Regions from separate parts of the Homo sapiens genome. Here region 2 is linked to region 1. Evidence: read pairs that join two places in POLR2A ChIA-PET (ENCODE). Cell type or tissue: IMR-90. All regions are shown on one strand. Each heading gives the region's core, and the rest is flanking DNA. Links, peaks and the distances in the headings are about the cores only.

The links. Peaks named below come from ENCODE experiments on the same cell type or tissue, not always from the same donor. Only the 100,000 strongest peaks of a DNase experiment are listed, where the experiment ranks them.
Region 2: POLR2A ChIA-PET joins it to region 1 with 5 read pairs; 3 of 35 experiments call an interaction of 5 or more read pairs at or near these places.

The regions. Positions count from the first base shown.
Region 1 is chr6:112,348,425-112,353,810 of GRCh38, forward strand. It overlaps RFPL4B (ret finger protein like 4B), which reads left to right. Exons shown (of 3, transcript NM_001013734.3): 2 at 769-897; 3 at 1,180-2,870. The coding sequence starts at 1,285. The coding sequence ends at 2,076. Among named protein-coding and RNA genes, the nearest start is that of RFPL4B, 3.8 kb to the left of the region's middle. In IMR-90, for the core only: no CTCF peak of the experiment used is centred there; no DNase peak of the experiment used is centred there.
Region 2 is chr6:112,560,562-112,565,947 of GRCh38, forward strand. No RefSeq gene overlaps it. Among named protein-coding and RNA genes, the nearest start is that of RFPL4B, 220 kb to the left of the region's middle. In IMR-90, for the core only: no CTCF peak of the experiment used is centred there; DNase peaks (open chromatin) are centred at 2,170, 2,330 and 3,010; H3K27ac peaks cover 463 bases.

The sequences.
Region 1 (5,386 bases), core at 117-5,116:
GTATTTGTTGGAAAGAGATTAGAGAATGTGTTCTGGGATGTAGGACAGTTCTAGTAACTCAGTCTTAGGCTGGCCTCATCGGTGTTCATCACTTCCTCTCTCTGGTAATGTTGATGCTGCTCCTCTTTCTGTCCCTCATTCTGTTACTACTGTCACCACTGAATGTGTGATTTGTGGGTTCTTGGTAAGGAGTTCTGCTAGTTACTGCTCAGTGCAGGCTCTTATTGGAGAACAGTCCTCTGTTCACATAATCTCAAAGGTGCTGTCCAGCTTTGCGAGGCTGTCTTTGGGTCATGGGTCTAGCCTGGTCCAATATGCTGTGCCCAGCATGTCAGAGACAGCTCACTCAAAGAATAATAGCCATGGTGGGAAGTCCTCTGGGAGCACCAGAGGCTCTCAAGCTTTGGGAGCAGTTGGGGTAACAGGAGGGCATCTTCCTTGTCTGGAACATCTTTTTGGTTTGTATTCAGGCATGATTATTTTGGAGAAGTTGATGACTATTATATTTTTATTCACATTAATTCAAGCCTTAATTAGTTTTCTTAGAGTGCTTTAAAGCATTTCATCTAATAACACTTTGTCCTTAAACTTGATTCTTTTATGGGCTTCTCATTTTGCAGTGGATTTTGCTGGCTTTACTCACATGTGGTAATTTTCCTGGAAATTCTGAGGATTCCTTAGAGTCACTTTTCTGTGATGATTAATGTAGAATTGGCTTTATTTTCATTATTGAATTTAGACATGAACATTCTTTTTCCTGAACTGCAGAGGATCTACAAAGAAATACTGAGTGGAGACTATACTGAGATTCTGTTAAAGACCCACTTGAATTCAGCCCCCATTAGGAGAAACTTTGGCCGGAGCAGCCAACACATCACCTGGAAGTCTTCAGACTAGGTAAGCTGCACTGTCTGAAAAGAAAGTTTCCACTGTCCTATTTCTGTCTTGTGATTATCTAGAGTTTGAAGAGTTTCGAAATCATTTTTATCACCATGACTACATTACTGTGATTCTCTAGCAATTTAGTGTCACTTTCATACACAAACTGCAGAAATATTATTTTTTTGTTATTCTTAATTTCTTAGTTAATAAATTTATTATTATTTATTAAATAATATAATTCATTTATGTATGCCAATAACTTATTTATTAATTTATATTATTTAATCTTGGATTTAGACTATTGAAGAGTGGATTGTGTACTGAGGGCTCCCAAGTGCTTCCAGAAGCCAATAAAGGATCACTTCAGTTTACTTCACGGCTAAGGAGTAACCCTTAAGAACCATGGCCAAACGCCTGCAAGCAGAGTTGTCCTGTCCAGTTTGCCTGGATTTTTTCTCCTGTTCCATTTCTCTCTCTTGTACACACGTGTTCTGCTTTGATTGCATCCAGAGGTATATACTAGAAAACCATGATTTTAGAGCGATGTGCCCCTTGTGTCGAGACGTGGTGAAGGTACCTGCTTTGGAAGAATGGCAAGTGAGCGTCCTAACACTTATGACCAAGCAGCACAATAGCCGACTTGAGCAAAGTCTGCACGTGAGGGAGGAGCTCCGGCATTTTCGGGAGGATGTGACCCTGGATGCAGCCACTGCCAGCTCCCTCCTTGTCTTCTCCAATGATCTAAGAAGCGCTCAGTGTAAGAAGATCCACCACGATCTGACAAAAGATCCCAGGCTGGCCTGTGTCCTGGGTACTCCCTGCTTCTCCTCCGGCCAACATTACTGGGAGGTTGAAGTGGGAGAGGTGAAGTCATGGTCCCTGGGCGTCTGCAAGGAGCCGGCTGACAGAAAGAGCAATGATTTATTCCCTGAGCATGGCTTCTGGATCAGCATGAAGGCAGGAGCAATCCATGCTAACACCCACCTGGAGAGAATTCCTGCAAGCCCTCGCCTTCGCCGTGTGGGAATTTTCCTGGATGCTGACTTAGAAGAAATCCAGTTTTTTGATGTTGACAATAATGTCCTCATCTATACACATGATGGTTTCTTCTCTTTGGAGCTTTTGTGTCCATTCTTCTGTCTTGAGCTCTTGGGAGAAGGGGAGAGTGGCAACGTCCTGACCATCTGCCCATGAGAAAGTCAGCCCTTCCTAGAAGCTTTCTGAGAGGTGAAAGAGAATTTTGGCCTGAGAAAGGTCAGCATGATTGAGGAAGAGATAATGTGCTATAGTGCAAAGACTTGGTAAATTTTTAAAGTAGATTTTGTAGACTTTGTAGCAAAACAATTTTCGGATTTTTGGGGTAAATTTTGTGGAATTTGTAGCTAGGTAACTGGGGTCTTTAGGGATGTTATTAAGTACTGTAAGCTTCAGTTTTCTAGTCTGTAGATGCGGATAATTGTATCTCAGTCAAACAGCTGTGGTAATTAGAGACAATACTATGCCTTTGTCTTATAGTAAATAACAAATAGAGAAATCTTAGATTGTAAGTAAGCTAGATATTAGGTTTTGTGGATAGACAATATCTTTTTCATTATTTCAAGCTGTTTTGTGTAATTCCTGATAATGTCTGAGGAGGAAGAAAAATTCAACAGCCAGTGTGAGTTATTTTGTTGATACAGCATGAAATTTCAGAGAGACAAACTGATATTGGGGAAGAACTAAGTTTTTCATTTTTATTTTCTTTGAAACACAGCCACATAAGTTTTCTTGAAAGACAAAGAACTTTGACCAAAATGCATTGTTAATGGTGATTCATATTCTTATGGGAAGTGTCATTTACCCATCTCAATAATTGGACTATTGTGATTTATAAGAATTCTTATCAACCATGTTAACTAACACATATTCATCAAAAATTGTTTTCAAGGTTGCTTTTGGATTTTTTATTTGTAGAATTTATTTTCTTGCAAATAAATTTATAAAGCATTGGATGTGTTCATGTTTATGCTGTTTGGTCCGTCTCTCACATACAGTCTGAAGTTGGTACCCCTCTTCCTCCACCACAGCTACATGGTCCCAGACTGTGATTTCCAATATGTCATCCTTATACACTCATGATGGCTCCTTTTCAAAATATTCAGGTCTCTTAGGGTTGTATTTTTTCTGATTTACTGAGTCAGCCACTTCTGAGATTACAACTGCCCCAAAAGGGCTGGGGTCTGAGCATGTTCTGGAATCTGCCTTTGACTTCCTTTCTAGAGAGACCCAGAATTGTCATTTCCCTTCTCTTTCCAACTTCACTGGGAGTAGGGAGATAGCCATTTTCCTCTCTTTATTCTCTTTTGATCTCTACAACTTTATTTCAGGGGACTCATTGCCCTTCCCTAACACTGGGCAAAATTTCAGGATACAAAATAAATGTACAAAAATCACTAGCATTCTTATATGCCAACAGGAGTCAAGCTGACAGCCAAATCAGGAATGAACTCCCATTCACAATTGCCACAAAAAGAATAAAATACCTAGGAATGTAGCTAACTAAGGGAGGTGAAAGATCTCTACAAGAACTATAAACCACTGTTCAAAGAAATCAGAGATGACACAAACAAATGGAGAAACATTCCATGGTCATTAAAAGGAAGAATCGATATTGTTAAAATGGCCATACTGTCCAAAGCAATTTATAGATTCAATGCTATTCCTATTAAACTACCATTGAGACTCCTCACAGGACTAGACAAAACTATTTTGAAATTCATATGGAACCAAAAAAGAACCTGAATAGCCAAGGCTATTTTTTAGCCAAAGCTAAGCAAAAGGAACAAAGCTGGAGACATCACAAGGCTACAGTAGTATAGTTTGTATCAATACCAAAACAGCATGGTATTGGTACAAAAACAGACATATAGACCAATGGAACAGATTAGAAAACCCAGAAACAAGACCACATACCCACAACTATTTGATCTTTGACAAACCTGACAAAAGCAAGCAATGGAGAAAGGATTCCTTTTTCAATAAATAGTGCTGGGATAACCGGCTAGCCATATGCAGAAGATTGAAACCAGACCCATTCCTTACACCACATACAAAAATCAACTCAAGATAGATGAAAGATTTAAATGTAAAACCCCAAACCATAAAAACCCTGGAAGACAACCTAGGCAACACCATTCAGGACATAGGCATGGGCAAAGAGTTCATGACAAAGATGGCAATTGCAGCAAAAGCAAAAATGGACAAATGGGATCAAATTAAACTAAAGAACTTCTGCACAGCAAAAGAAACTATCAACAGATTGAACAGGCAACCTAAAGAATGACAGCAAAATTTTGCAAACTATGCATGTGACAAAGGTCTAATATCCAGCATCTATAAGGAACTTAAGTGTACAAGAAAAAAACCAAACAACCTCATTAAAAAGTGGCAAAGGACACTAACAGAAGTTTTTCTAAAGAACACATGTGGCCAACAAGCATATGAAAATAAGCTCAACATCAATGATTATTAGAGAAATGCAAATCAAAACCGCAATGACATACCATCTCACACCAGTCAGAATGGCTATAACTAAAACATCAAAAAGTAACAGATGCTGGTGAGGTTGTGAAGAAAAAGGAATACTTATATACTATTTATGGGGGTGTAAATTAGTTCAACCATTGTGGAAGCCAATGTGGTGATTCCCCAAAGACATAAAGACAGAAATACAGTACACTAAAAAAAAAAAAAAAAAAAAAAGAAAAAAAAAAGAAACTGGCTGCTTATTGTAATGACCCAAATGTTTATTCTCCTTAATATTGGGATTTAGAACTTTCTGTAAGACAGAGGCTGTTGTGCAGGCCTTGCTCTTTTCATAGGAAGCAACCAGGAAAAAATGGCGAAATCTTCTACCCCTTAAGAGGTTACTGTCTTTGGACAGCCTGCAAATATTGGCTAAGAATTTGGTGGAATGCTGTTGCTTCTCATAGGTGGCAGATTCAGTTGTGCCTCTAAAATGTATGTATAGATGCTGCATGCATCTATCTCAGCTCTTAGCATGGCAGCTTCTAGGAACCTCCCTTAAGGGACAGCTGGTTCTCTCTCCTTGCCTACTTTTAGTTCTCTTCCTGCACCCCTGCTGCCTGGAGTGCAGACAATTGGGCCACAGGGATGAGGGGCCTGAGAGAACAGTGAACTGGAATAGGCCTGCACTCTTGAAGGCTACAGGGATCCCTGAGGGCTACAGAGTCACTCTGACAGCTCTGGGACACTTACCTCTGTCTTCATTAATGTGATAAAGAAACCCCATGAGGCTAGTTTACCTGCATAACAAACCTGTGCATGTAACCCTGAACTTAAAATAAAAGTTAAAAAAAGTATTCTATATCTCAGCAAAAATAAATGAGAAATATTTGAGGTGATGAATGTGTTAATTAGCCTGATTTGATCATTCCACAACGTATACATGTATCAGAACATCATGCAGTACCCACAAATATATACAATTATTTGTCAATTAAAA
Region 2 (5,386 bases), core at 229-5,228, 210 kb after region 1:
GAGTATGGAATAATTAGGGACAGAGACTAAGCAGTTAAAATAAATGATCTCAAAGGGCTGAAATTTAGACTTTGAGTGCTAACTTACTTATATGGTTAAACTCAACCAGTAAAAAACTAGCATAATACTCAACCAATCAATAGAAAACAGCTATCAATTTCATGCCAAGATTGGTTCCAGAAGCACAGTAATAGTTCCTTTTTCTGAGTAAACTACAATCTGGTAGAGAATCAAGACGTGAATGAGATGATACCATTTGCCACAAGAATTTAGAGAAGGGAGACCCCATGTGGCACAGGGCTTGTGCATGTACAAGTGAACCTTTCAGAGCTGGGCAGACTTCCTAGTGCAGGCCAATGCCTGTGAACTAAGCGTCTTTCTCATTGGCCACTCCATCCTTAATTCACAGCAACACAGGCACTAAATAAAGGTTTAATACCATATTGTCTTGTCTTGGAACTAACAGCTTTCCTATTGTAAGTATCAATTTTCTTTAAACTTCCAAAGTTCTTCTGCGTGGGTCTTCATCAGTAATTTCTGGAGAAAAGCAATATTTTAGGATCCGAATACACCACTATGTCTTGTGGGATTCCAATTTGGGTCCTATAAGGAGCTCTTAAAAGTCTGACATTTTAGACTCTGCCTTGCCCTAACCCAGTGCTTTCTATTTCTAGGCTTTCAAAAGATCTTTCTAACTCCACTGTCCCTCTTCTTTTTGTTTGTGATATAGATTGATTTTCTTTAATATCATGTTTCTACTGTCTGTCTTTTCTTGCCCCAGCCTGGTTCTCCTGAGGTTACAAACCTCTAACAATCTTTAATATCTAATAGTTTTTAGTCTTATATTCAGCCTGTGCCATTTGTTTCTCTTTCTTCTTTTGTCCAGTCTTTTCAGCTTTATTTGCCTTGCTCTTCTTTGTCCTGCTTTGTTTTTCATTCATTCATTTATTCATTCATAAATATTAAACACTATACTAGGAGTGGGAATACAAAATCAATAAGAAATAGTCGTTCTAAAATATTTCATAATCCAATAGATCTTTAAGTGGAAGTTAGAGTAGATGTAAGACCTTCAATTGAGCTAAGAAAAATGGTCTGGCAATGCCTAATACTTAACACGAAAATGGGAGAAACAAGTTTTGCCTAGGATGCCTGAGTAAAGCTTTATAGAGCAGGTAAAAACTGAGCTGAATTTTGAGGGATGAGTAAGAGTTTAAGGAAAAAACAAAAACAGGGACTAGAGTAAGAAGGGAAAGGTATTCTAGGTGAAGGGAAGAGAATATACAGAGTTATGGAATGAGTTAGATGTTTGTGAATATCTTACTACCAGTAGTTACTCTAGCTATATTTGATTCTTTTCTTCCTGGGAAAGCAAAGTGAACCCCATCAAGGTCTCTAATGTTGCTGGTGGAGTGGTCAAGGACATTTTTTAAAATAGCTTTCATTTGGATAGTTTATATCCACTCCCATTGAAACTCCTCATTCTTCATCCTCTTCTCCCCAGGATTTCTCAGGGGTACTATATTATTACCAAATATTGGATGTAGTGAAATTTGTTAATAAACTCATCCTTTGCAAATATTAAACAGGTTATTTGTAATGACAGTTATTAAGGGGGATTTTCTAAGCCTGTATTTTGAGATGCTCAAACAATAGTCTTTGAGGGCAACTTACCAAATGCATTAAAGGAAGTCATTTGGAAACTTCTTTACTGCTTTCAGAAATAAGAGAATTGAATTTCTCTTTTGCAGCCAATTCTCTTCAGCCACACACACACACAAATGAAGGTTTACTAACACTCTTTCTCTTGAGAACACTATCTACTGTGAGTGGTGCCAACAGCTGAAAGCATCGAGCCTGCCCTTGCACTGTGAGAACACAGCTCTCTCCCAGGGTCTGCCCAGATGCTCATTAAAATCCAATGAGTACCCAACAAGGATGTGTTGTTTAGTCCAACATCATAGTTTTTATAAATAAAAGTATTTCAACTCGGTGTGGGAGGATGGACAAAGTCGAGCACCATGGTAACTGGGTCAAATGAACTCTTTAAACAGACTACCCACAAATGAATGGATGTTGACTGTGCATGCCATTTAAGGCATCACAGCTTAACATGCTCCTGCCCTGTGTAACTTCTGCTGGTCCCCAACCTTGAAAGCTTTCATGTTTCCTTCTGTACTCACTCCAATTTGTGCCTGTCATAATTGACTCTTTCACTCCTCCGTTCTTTTTCTATTTCTGTAAAGTATGACGTTTTTCTCTTATCAGTTTGGCCTATTTAAAGTATCTCATATTACTATTCAACATGTTTACTTCTTTCACAACTTCTGCATTCATAAGCTGTAACTATCTTTTCCCGTGTTTATTCCACAAATGAGAAAAAGCCACTTGACTAATGTCCTTGTCAAACAACACATATTACCAGCATAATATTCTCTTCCTAAGCACAGTAGAAATCAGGGGGAGATTAGTATACAGGAGGGGACTAAAAATAGTCCCTGCTTTTAAGGAGCTTAAAATCCATTGGGCTGTCACAAAGAATACTTTTATTAAGTCTCACTGTGTGAGGAAAATGTTTATTTCTCCCAAAGAATGGTGTGTTTTCTTTTGGCAGATATTGGAAATTATAGTATTTAGAATCGTTCTCTTGTTTGCTCTTGCTGCTAGAATGCTGAGCACCAAATGTAACGTTTTCAGACTATAATTACTTAAGCTTCAATTGCTTCCTTTTCTTTGTATGGCTTTGACTTTATACGGTTATTATAAATGGATACATATTATTGTAGGGTTAAACTTTTCTTATGCTTTTTAGGAGTGACATTGGTTTTAAATAACTACACAAACCTTTAGCTTTGACTTGGATAAAAATATAAGACATGCTCATCAAATTTGCACATGAGAAGAGGCTAGGAAAGAGCATTGCAGTATTTGGTATAATGCTGGGTCAATAGGGGCTTCATTCTTCAGGATTCCAGAGAAGTGACATCATGAGAAAAGCAGTTAGAGTGGGATGAAGCCAAGGTTACACAGTAGGTGATGGGCGGTGAAGGAATGTCAGTGGGTAAATAACCTCGTAGAGAGGGGCAGGGATTTGCATGAAGTAAATTATAGTTGTATGGGCCAGGAGTGAATTCTTAAGGGACAGAAAGTGAGATTTTAAATACTTTCCAGGTGTGTAACATTCGGGGGAAGGAAGATGCTTTTAGTAATGATTTTAAGAAAGTTTTCCTTTCAGATACTTTTTCTACAAGGCTTTTGTGGTCAACCTGATGTTTATTTGAATTTGGGGATATATTCAGATGAAAAGAAAGCTGCTTGGCTTTGGGACAGTAACAGTACAGAGACTGAGAATGTAGAGAGGTCTCAGGGGCTAGAAGAACAGTTTAGAACTGATGCAGGGAATACTAAAAGGAAAAACAACACATTGGTTGGAGTTCATGTTGAAAATCTAAATAAAAAATTGTGGATTGGGGTAGACATAGAAAAGAATGGGAGGTTTTCATTAATGCATGAGTTAAAAGTATGATGTGCGTTTCAAAAAGTGGACACCTTCAGGCAGTTTGCTGAGAAGGCAGCAAGTAAAACAAACAGGTGTTGGTCTGGGTGTACTGCATTCAGTTCTGAACACACAAAAAATAAGAGAAATATTTTTTGTAAATAAGCACATATAGCATATAGTGGCCAAATGGAAAAAGCAATTATAAATAATGTTATGGTAAATAAGGAATGGTTAAGCCACTGTATACTTTTAACTCAAAGAAGAAAAAAATGGAATGGGAGGTAAGATCATTATTTTTAAGTATTTGAAGAGAAATAGTCTGGCTTCAGGGAGGAAGCATATGATTTGAAGGCAGAGAAAACAGTGACCAGATCTGTGATCCGTCACCTACCTACCACCTACCCAGTATTGCCTCAACAACACCCCTAGGCTCTGTGATAAGTGGAGAGAGAGCATCTTGTTCGGCACATGGCAATTAGCAGGCCCTCCACGAATGTGATTTTATTCCTGTAATTAAGAAAATATGAGAACTCAATATGCATATTCTCTACAGTCCCAAAGAGTTAGGTCTAAAACCAATGTATAGTACCTACAAGGAGAAAAGTTTTGCTGAATTAAAAATATAAAATATACACTTTTGAAAATAAAGTGAGCTTTCTCAGCAGATGATTTTGTTTTCCGGCCCAGAAAGTGTTCAAATCCAAACTTTCTTATGCCAAGGTAACCTAAGAAATCTGTGATCTAAGTGACAGCTCCTATTTTGAGACTTCTATTAGGATTTAGGTAAAGGGACTTTTTTTTGGTCTTCTCTTAGAAATTAGAGATGAAGGAGATGAAGAAGGGATGGAACTGAACAGGTAGAAACAGAAATTGGGTAAAATCAGAAAAAAAGAATGTGTGGCTCTATGAATCTGGTACCAATAAAGAAACAAAGGCCCACTTGAAATACAGTAATTTGAGGAAAAAGTTTACAAAGTTTTCATTTACAAAGTTGAGTTGTTAGTGGCAGAATATATCAGAGTCATGAATGTGCCATAGTATGTTAGCAGTGGAATGTATCCAAGACACGGCACCAAAGTAAGTTACCAGCAGCTAATTCTTACAGGTGTGTAGCTACCTCAATTCTTGCCCCTCAGAAGAAAGAATTCAACTGACGGGCATAAGGCAGAAGGAGAAACTGAGGCAGGTTTTAGAGCAAGAGTGAAAGTTTATTAGAAAGCTTTAGAGCAGGAATGAAAGGAAGTAAAGTACACTTGGAAGAGGGCCATGTGGGTGACTGGAGAGATCAAGTTTGCAGTTTGACCTTTTGACTTGGGGTTTTATATGTTGGCATATTTCCTCGGTCTTGTGTCCCTTCTCTCCGGATTCTTCCCTTGGGCTGGGTGTTAACATGTGTAGTGGTCTGCCAGCACTTGGGAGGTGTGCATGCACAGTGTGTTTACTGAAGTTGTACCCATGCTTACCTGAGGTGTTCTTCCCTTACCAGTCAAGTGTCCCTAGGAGGTCATATACCAGTTAAACTCCACCATTTTGCCTCTTAATGTGCATGTTTGAGCCCACTCACCCAACTCCTGAGATCTTATCAGGAAGCTGCTGATCAATAGTTTCAGGTGTTTTGGTTTATTGGGAGACATTTTGCTGATCAATAGTTTCAGGTGTTTTTGTTTATTGGGAGGTCTTTGCCTGATGTTGGGAAATTATTATTTTAGAGAGACAGCTCACAACCACCTGACCATCACGTGATGGTCACCTAACATTCCTGGTGTGTGTGTGTGTGTGTGGCGCGTGCACGTGCACGTGTGTGTCATGGGGAGCCGTCTCCTGTTCTGCTCATGTCTGACTAGCTACCAACTGTAACAAAGTGAGAAAGAACCACAATCCAACATT